2 separate regions of the Homo sapiens genome follow, and region 1 is linked to region 2. The links are chromatin contacts, found by Hi-C or POLR2A ChIA-PET in ENCODE. All regions are on one chromosome and are shown on one strand. The core of a region is the stretch at or near the end of the contact, and the rest is flanking DNA. Distances in the headings are between cores, read along the strand shown.

The links. A loop is a pair of places that touch in the nucleus more often than their neighbours do. ChIA-PET counts read pairs that join two places held with the same protein, here RNA polymerase II (POLR2A). Pooled maps may share reads with other maps.
Region 1: a loop to region 2 is called in a map of dorsolateral prefrontal cortex, with 7 times the contacts of the local background. The contact joins the promoter of HDGFL2 here to the promoter of APBA3 in region 2. A Hi-C loop is called at or near these places in 3 of 168 maps with a recorded cell type or tissue (CD4-positive, alpha-beta memory T cell, CD8-positive, alpha-beta T cell and dorsolateral prefrontal cortex), 9 of 37 single-sample maps with no recorded cell type and 15 of 50 pooled maps. POLR2A ChIA-PET finds 5 or more read pairs at or near these places in 6 of 52 experiments (B cell, CD4-positive, alpha-beta T cell, HEK293T and 3 more).

The regions. Positions count from the first base shown.
Region 1 is chr19:4,470,868-4,474,884 of GRCh38, forward strand. HDGFL2 (HDGF like 2) reads left to right here and starts at 1,430. Exons shown (of 16, transcript NM_001001520.3): 1 at 1,430-1,555. The coding sequence starts at 1,484. RefSeq lists enhancers at 76-245, 506-855, 3,345-4,017, 3,647-3,786 and silencers at 1,356-1,535, 1,566-1,625.
Region 2 is chr19:3,759,521-3,763,595 of GRCh38, forward strand. It overlaps APBA3 (amyloid beta precursor protein binding family A member 3), which reads right to left and starts at 2,172. Exons shown (of 11, transcript NM_004886.4): 1 at 2,016-2,172; 2 at 169-781; 3 at 41-80. The coding sequence starts at 744. It overlaps MRPL54 (mitochondrial ribosomal protein L54), which reads left to right and starts at 3,162. Exons shown (of 3, transcript NM_172251.3): 1 at 3,162-3,298. The coding sequence starts at 3,181. It overlaps LOC105372248 (a long non-coding RNA gene), which reads right to left and starts at 3,120. Exons shown (of 3, transcript XR_936268.1): 1 at 3,038-3,120; 2 at 2,629-2,686; 3 at 2,234-2,334. RefSeq lists a silencer at 2,057-2,374 and an enhancer at 3,036-3,525.

The DNA of each region.
Region 1 (4,017 bases), core at 180-2,679, 710 kb after region 2:
TGCCACCACGCCTAGCTATTTTTTTTGTATTTTTAGTCGAGACGGGGTTTCACTATGTTAGCCAGGATGGTCTCGATCTCCTGACCTCGTGATCCACCCACCTCGGCCTCCCAAAGTGCTGGGATTACAGGCGTGAGCCACCACGCCCTGCCGGAAGGTAGAGTTATAGCTTTTTTTTTTCTGCTCTGTCACCCAGTCTGGAGTGCAGTGGCGCGATCTCGGCTTACTGCAACCCCCCGCTCCTGGGTTCGAGTGATTCTCCTGCCTCAGCTTCCTGAGTAGCTGGTATAGGTGCGTGCCACCACGCCCAGCTAATTTTTGTATTTTTAGTAGAGACGGGGTTTCACCATGTTGGCCAGGCTTGGTCTCAAACTCCTGACCTCGTGATCCGCCCGCTTCGTCCTCTCAAAGTGCCGGGGTTACAGCCGTGAGCCATCGCGTCCGGCCGAGTTATAGCTTCTAATACTTCCTGTATTTCCTGTTGCCGGGCTCAGTCTAGAGCAGGGTCCTCACAATCATTATGGGCCCCATCTTCCAAGTGCAGAGAGCGAAGCCCAGGACAATCAAGTGACTCGGCCCCACGGTATTCAGTACATTTTTCTTGAATGAATGAATAGGTCTGTGTGGCGTTTTGGGGCCCTGGCATATAGTAGGTACTCAGTTAAGTTTTTAACTAAGTGAAGAAATAACTATTTTGTGCATTTTGTGGCTGTTTATACTAAGAGCTCCCCCGGAGCCTGCCCCTTCCTCTAAGTCCCGCCTCCTCGAGCTGGCAATCGCCCGTCCCTGTTTTATGTTGTATCGCTCTTCTTTCGATAGCCAATGGCCGACGTTCCCGCTGAAGCCCCGCCTCTTGTGATGGCCAATGCCTGCTCCCTACCTTGAGGCGCTTCTCTTGTGGTATCCAATGGCTTGCATATCTACTTTAAGCCTCTCCTCCTGAGCGGGAGAGGCTGTCAATGACCCGCCCATTGCGTTAAGTGATTGGCCTTCTTTTCTGCGGTATCCAATGTTCTGCCCTCCTTATATCCCCTTCTCTTGTGGAGGTCTATGTCCTGCCTCTTTCCCTTAAGCTCCACCCCTTCACTCCCTTAGAGCGTCTGTTCGTCTCCTCCCACCTTTCCCTTTCACCTCCCATAACCTCCCATTAGAGTCTCTGGGTTACGCCCCTTGGGTCTGTCCGTTATCCAATCCCGTTAACTGCTGTGCTCCAACCTCTGTTCTTATTGGTCGCCTCCCTTCTCTGTCCCCTGCACGTGGTCCTGATCGACGGCTTTGCCGGCCCGTGACGGCCGGAGGGCTGAACTTCCGTTGGCGCAACGCCCAATAAGCGCGCGTCGGCAGGCTGCCCAGACAGCCTCCCCCGCCCCCTCGGCGTCCCGCTCCCGCCCCCGGCTTCGCCTCCCGCTGCCGCCGCCGCCGCCGCCGCAGCCGCTACCGCCGCTGCAGCCGCTTTCCGCGGCCTGGGCCTCTCGCCGTCAGCATGCCACACGCCTTCAAGCCCGGGGACTTGGTGTTCGCTAAGATGAAGGGCTACCCTCACTGGCCTGCCAGGGTGAGGCCGCGCGGGAGATGGGGCCGGTGGGGGGGGGGGGGGGGGCAGCGGGGGCCCCGGGCCGGAGGCGGGCACTGGAGGGCCGGGGTTGTCCTGGGCCTGAAGGAGCTGCGCCCCGGGGGTCTGGGGTTCATGGGGTCTGGGGGTGTCCGAGACCCGCAGCGGCCCCGCCCTGGGGGTCTGGGGGTCCTGGGCCGCAGGGAGCTGCGCCCTAGGGGTCTGGGGTTGTCCGGGGCCTGCCGGAGCCGCGCCCCGGGGTCTAGGGATCCTGGGCCTCAGGGAGCCCCGCCCTCGGGGCCTGGGGGTCCTGGGCTGCAGGGAGCCGCGTTCTTGTGGTCTGGTGGTGTTCGGATCCTGCAGGACCCGCCGTCTGGGCCTGCAGGAGCCCCTCCCGGGGTCTGGGGGTCCTCGGCCTCAGGGAGCTGCGTCCTGGGGTTCTGGGGGTGTCCAAGCCCTGCAGGAGCCGCGCCCCGGGGTCTGGGGGCCCTGGGCCTCAGGGGGCCGCGCCTAGGGGTTCTGAGGGTGTCTGCGGCCTGAGAGACTCTCGCCCTTGGTGTATGAGGGTTTTGGGGCTCAGAGAGTCGCTCCCTGGGAGTCTGGGGGTATCCTGGGCCCGAGGGAGTCGCACCTTGGGGGTTTGGGGGTGTTTGGGGCCTGAAAGAGCCGCGCGCCGACGGTCTGGGGGTCCCGGGCCCGAGGAAGCGGTGCCCTGGGGGTCTGGGGCCTGATAAATTCTCACTCTGGGGGAATGGCGGTCCTGGACCTGAGGGAGCTGCGCCGTGGGGATCTGGGGGGTGTCCAGGGCCTGAAGGAGCTGCGGCGCCAATGGTCTGGGGGTCCTGGGCCTGAGGAAGCTGCGCTCTGGGGGTCTGGGGCTTCTGTGCCTGAGGGAGCTGCACCATGGGGATCTGGGGTTGCCCTGGCCCAGAGGGAGCCACGCCTCGTGTGTCTGGGGGTGTCCAGGGTGCCTCAGGGAGCCGTGCGCAGGGTGTCTGGGAGGGTCTGGGACCTGAGGGACCCTCACCTGAGGGCCTGGGGATCCCAGGCCTGAGGGCTCAAGGTTCAAGTTTGAGCAGAACTGCGGAACTTGAGATTTGGGGTCAGATATGGGGGCTGAAGCACTCCCTTGTGGGTCCTGGAGAAGCCCAGTTTTGAGGGGCTGGGGGGCCGAGGGCCATGTGCTAGGGGTCCAGGGTTGGAGGAGGCAGTCAGGGGGGAAGGTTGAGGGTCAAGGCTAAGGGAAGCTGGGACCTCTGAGTGAGGGGCTGGGGGTGGGGGAATGGGGCTCGGGGCTCTGTTCACGGGGTCACTGGGACTCGGGGAACTGGACCTTAGAATGAAGTTGGCATCGGGACTGTTGGGGGACCCTGGGGATTGGTCCCCTGTGGGGAGGAGGATGTAGAAGCTGGTTTTGGAGGGACTTGAGGGTGGGGTGGTCCAACCCCAATGCTTGAAATGGAGACAGGCCCGGGCCCAGGGAGTGGGAGCGCTTCTGAGGGAAGGGGGCTGGCCGAGGGGACCTTGGATGCCCCTTTGGTGGAAGCTGGGGTCCCGACGACCTGGATAGTCCCAGGTGTCCTGGCCTGAAGGATATTCCGCACCTTGGAGTCCCAGGTGTGGAGGGGGTGAGTTCCAGGCCCTGAGAGGTACAGGCCAGCGGGAAGCAGGGACCCCAGGCTATTGTCATCCCCAGGTCTTAGGGCTGAGTCTCCCAGGGCTGAGGTTGGTGGAATTTGCCGGGCAGGACTGAGGAATTTGGCACTGGGGGTGGAAGGCTGGGGCAGCAGGGAGGGGCTGTGGAGGGGGACACCAAACGGTGCTCTGGACCAGAACCAGCCCAGGTCCGAAGCTGGCAATGCCGCTGGGATGGGTGGGCCTCGGAGGACCGTGGGCGGGTCTTGGGAGAAGCGGGGCTGTGAGGCATGCCGGGCTGGTCCTCGGGTGGACTGAATTTAGGATGCTTCTGGCGGGAGAGGGATGCTGGGCCTGGCGGCCCATGGCCGAGCCCAGGGGCCAGGGACTCTGATAAAGTAGCTCTGAGGAGACCCAAGCGAGAAGGAAGCTGGGTGAGTGGGGCAGGGAAGATCGGGAGCCCCCTAGAAGCTGGAGACGTGGATGGGGAAGGAATGCATTGGGAGGGGAGAAGCCACTCCAGCCTGCTGTGCTCGCGCTGACTTTCTTGGGGGAGACCAGAGCAATGCAACTTTATAGGCACTTCCCTCCCTTTCCCAGCTCTCTTCTTCCCAGAGCACTCGCTTTTCTCTCCCCCGTCCCCCCTTCTCCAGCCTGCTCTCCTAGCCCCAAACGTTTCCAAGCACCTGATTGGAAGTGAAGGGGCTGTTAGTCTCCTGTGGGGAGGTGACTGACAGCTGCCGGAGCCCATGGGCCTGCAGGGAGAGGGTGGGACTTCCTGGATGCTCAGGGCCGTTTCTTGTAGCCCACCCCCCACCCTCTGCATCCTT
Region 2 (4,075 bases), core at 922-3,421:
GGCCTTCAGTGCCTGAGGCTAGGGTGGGCGGGACACTCACCCTCCTGGGGGGCAGGGTAGGAAGCCAGGGTCTCGGGGCTCTGGAAGAAGATAGAGGAGGGGCAGGACTGAGTCTCCCTGCTTGGTTCCAGGCAGTCCAGGATGCCTGGAGGGCGGGGCGGGCACTACCTGGGCACCAGCGGGTGGCTCTTCAGGTGTGACTAGAGGCACCGTCTCCAGCCAGGGTTCCGGGGAACTGCTTGAGCTCCTGCTGCCCTCCTGCTCAGCAGAGGCCCCCTCCACCCATTCTGGGGAGTCAGAATCCTCATCTGGGTCCTCAGGGGGCTGCAACAGTCGGGGGGCAGGCTCTAGAGGCTCTTCAGGACCAGTCTGGGAAGGCGGGCATTCCTCGCAGTGCAAGAGGCCCAGCAGGTCATCCCGGCCAGCTTCGGCAGACAGGAGCCCGTGGGCATCAGCAATCTCCTGGGAGGCCAGGCCATGGCCTGTGGCAATGTGTAGGGGACAGGGGGCTCCACCTGGGGATGGGCCCACCAGATCGCCTGGCAGAGCTTCAAACTGCTGCACCAGCTCCTGAAGGCTTGACTCATCAAGTTCCATCCGACTGAGGCTGCCGGGGCCTCCTGGCATAGGGTCCCACTGGCTGTCAGGGGTGAGGTCCTCCGAAGGCACAAGAATGTCCCTGGGCCCCTCCAAGTCCATGGCTGGAGGCCCCGAAGGGGATCGGGAAATTGTGGGGAAGTCCATGCCTGGACTCCAGGCTTAGGCCGGCATCTTCAGGCAGCTGAAAGAGAGAGAGTCAGCACTGAGGTTTCGCCCGGGTGCAGTGGCTCATGCCTGTAATCCCAGAATTTTGGGAGGCCCAGAAGGGCTGACTGAACCCAGGAGTTCAAGATCAGCCTGGGCAACAGAGCAAGACCCTCTCTCTACAAAAAATACAAAAAATTAAGGCCGGGCACAGTGGCTCACGCCTGTAATTCCCAGCACTTTGTGAGGCCGAGGCGGGCAGATCATGGGGTCAGGAGTTTGAGACCAGCCTGACTAACATGGTGAAATTCCGTCTCTACTAAAAATACAAAAAATTAGCCAGGTGTGGTGGCAGGCACCTGTAATCCCAGCTACGCAAGAGGCTGAGGCAGGAGAATCGCCTGAACCCGGGAGGCGGAGGTTGCAGTGAGCTGAGATCGCGCCATTGCACTCCAAGGTGGGCGACAGACGAGACTATCTCCAAAAAAAAAAAAAAAAACTAGCTAGGGGTGGTGGTGTAGGCTGTAGTCCCAGCTACTTGGGAGGCTGAGGTGGGAGGATCACCTGAACCAGGGGAGGCAGAGGCTGCAGTGAGCCTTGATTGTGCCACTGCACTCCAGCCTGGGTGACAGAGTGAGGCCCTGTCTTAAAAAAAACAAACAAACCCGAAAAACAAAAAACTTGAGGTTTCCCGGCTGCCTATCCGGTGCTAGGCTCTAGCTGGGTACTGTTCATACAGGGCACATAATTTAATACCCACTAACCCTTGCAAGGAAGTTAGGATTCCCATTTTACAGATGAAGAAACTGAGCCACAGAATGGGGAGGTGTGAGGCAGTGGCTTCCCGAGCCCCTGTGTCATCCCAGACCTCTCTCAACTAATGGAGTCTGTTCACTCCAGCCCTGGTTCTTCCAGGTCCTCCTCCCTCAAGACGCGGAACCCAGGCTGGAGACCCAGACCTCACACCCTGACTCTACCGACTGGTCAGAGGCAGTTCCCCAAGACCCCAGACCCAAGACCCCAGTCCCATGACCTCAACCCCCAATACCTCCATCCAGAACTTTAGACCCAGGACCCTGGACTTAATACCAGAGACCCAAGACGCCATAAGGCGGACCCCAGTCTCCAAACCTCCAATGCTACCCCAAGATCGACTCCAGACTCAGACCCCGACTTCAGGACCCAGCCCCAAGCCCAGACCCTAGTCCCCCCTCAGACCGAAGACCTCAAGCGCCGACTCAGACTGCGCTCTGCACCTCGAGGACACTCACTTCCCAAATCGAGGCCGCCTCAGCCCCGCGCAGCCTCCAGGACCCCGCTCCCCACGGACGGCCCCGACGTAGCCCGGGCCGCGTCCCCAGAAGGCGCAGCTCGGGGATTCCCGGTCCCGGCGCCCGCTCCTCTATCCGCGCAGAGCCCTGGCCCATTGAGCATGCGCGGCCTCGCGAGGCCTGCTGGGAAATGTAGTTCTCCCACCCAGCCTCGCCACGCGGGGGCGCTGGGACAACTGCAGATGTTGGAGGGGAGTTCGAATCCCAGGCTTCCCGGCCCGCAGACTGCCCCGGCTGGCCCCAGGACCTGTTTGTTCTCCTGCAAAATAGGGTTAATAATCACTGCCTGGCTCTGGGGGCTGTGTTCATTATTCCAAAGGATGGCAGATGGGGAGAAGTGGGGTTGGGAAATATTAAAGAAGTGTGAGAGGTGGTTTCCTTGGGACCTTGAGGCACCGGAAGCGTCGTGGAGACCCTGTTAAAGACGGACTTTCGGTTTGGCTCACAGTAGGGAGACACATAGGTGCACCATGGATTTGGGGTCGGCCTGGGAACTTTACCTCCCTGAGAACTCAGTTTCCTCATTATAAGCTGGGGAAAAAATAGTACCTACCTCTCAATTGTGAGGATTAAATTAGATCAAGCGGGTTAAGGATTTAGCAGTAGTAGAGCTGGAAAAGAATATATAAAATATATATTATTAATTTATATATTATATATAAAACATACTATATATTATATGTATTATATATGTTATATATAATTTTAAAAATATAATGTTATAAAAATTAACAGTGATTAGACTCCAGCCCTACTGGAGTATATTAGACTCATTGTTAATCTTCTTTTTTTAACTTTAAAGCTTTGAATAATTACTCATTGGATGGAATCAGGAACATATAAAGTGTGATATTTTTAGTAAATGTTATGTAATTGAAGAAGGGCAAGAAGTCAATGAAATATCCCTTGAACGCCTCCTCCTATAGTAACTGTGTATGTCTACAAAAGTCTGAAGAAATCACCATAGATTATGAAAGCTTGGGAGACCGCATTTCCCAGACACCTCCACGGGGCCTACACTTCCACGGGGCCTACAACTCCCAAACACCCTTGGGCCACTGACGTCTTCCGGAAACGTGCACTTGCAAGCTGCCCGCAATACGTCATGGCGACCAAACGCCTTTTCGGGGCTACCCGGACGTGGGCCGGCTGGGGGGCCTGGGAGCTCCTAAACCCCGCCACTTCCGGAAGACTCCTGGCCCGGGATTATGCCAAGAAACCAGGTGAGCTGGGTTAAGAGGAACCAAATGGGGACGGTGGGTGCACTGAGGAATTGACAGTGCGCAGGCGGTGGTTGGGGAGGTGGTGCTAGAACTGATGCGCAAGCGCAGAGAGGCGGATGCCAGGCTGTATGCGCAGGCGCAGTTTGAGGGACCCAGCGCCGCTTGGAGCTCGGGCGTCTGGCTCGGAGATACTGTAGCGATTGGACCCAGGGCGCAGGCGCCAGCTTGGGGCGGAGCGGCCTGGGAGGAGGATGTGGTTACGTGGAGACCACGCGTTTCACTGCGCAGGCGCGGGTTGGAAAGGATTTGAAGGGAGTCTGGGGAGGTCATGAACTTGGGTTCCAGTTCTGTTTCTCTGCCTGCCTCCAAATCGCTGGGTAACCTTGGCCAAGACGTTACCAAACATTCAAAGAAATTATGGAGCCCGTTTAATTGGCCACTTCAGCAAGAACAAAACAAGGTTATTAAGGTTTAGCTGGATACAGCCTTGCCTGATCTCCTTTGTTGAAAGGGGGAAATTGTCCAATGTTCGGCCTTAAAGACAGACACATAGCAGACAAAATATAACTTGAATGACTTGGTCATTCCAAGCATCGGTGTTACTTAATGCTATGTCCAAATCCCACTTAAAGTTACTTAATGCTGTGTCCAAATCCCACTTAAAGTGATTTCGAGGCCAGGCATGATGGCTCACACCTTTATTCCCGGCACTTTGGGAAGCCAAGGAGGGAGGATCGATTGCTTGAACCCAGGAGTTCGAGACCAGCCTGGGCAACA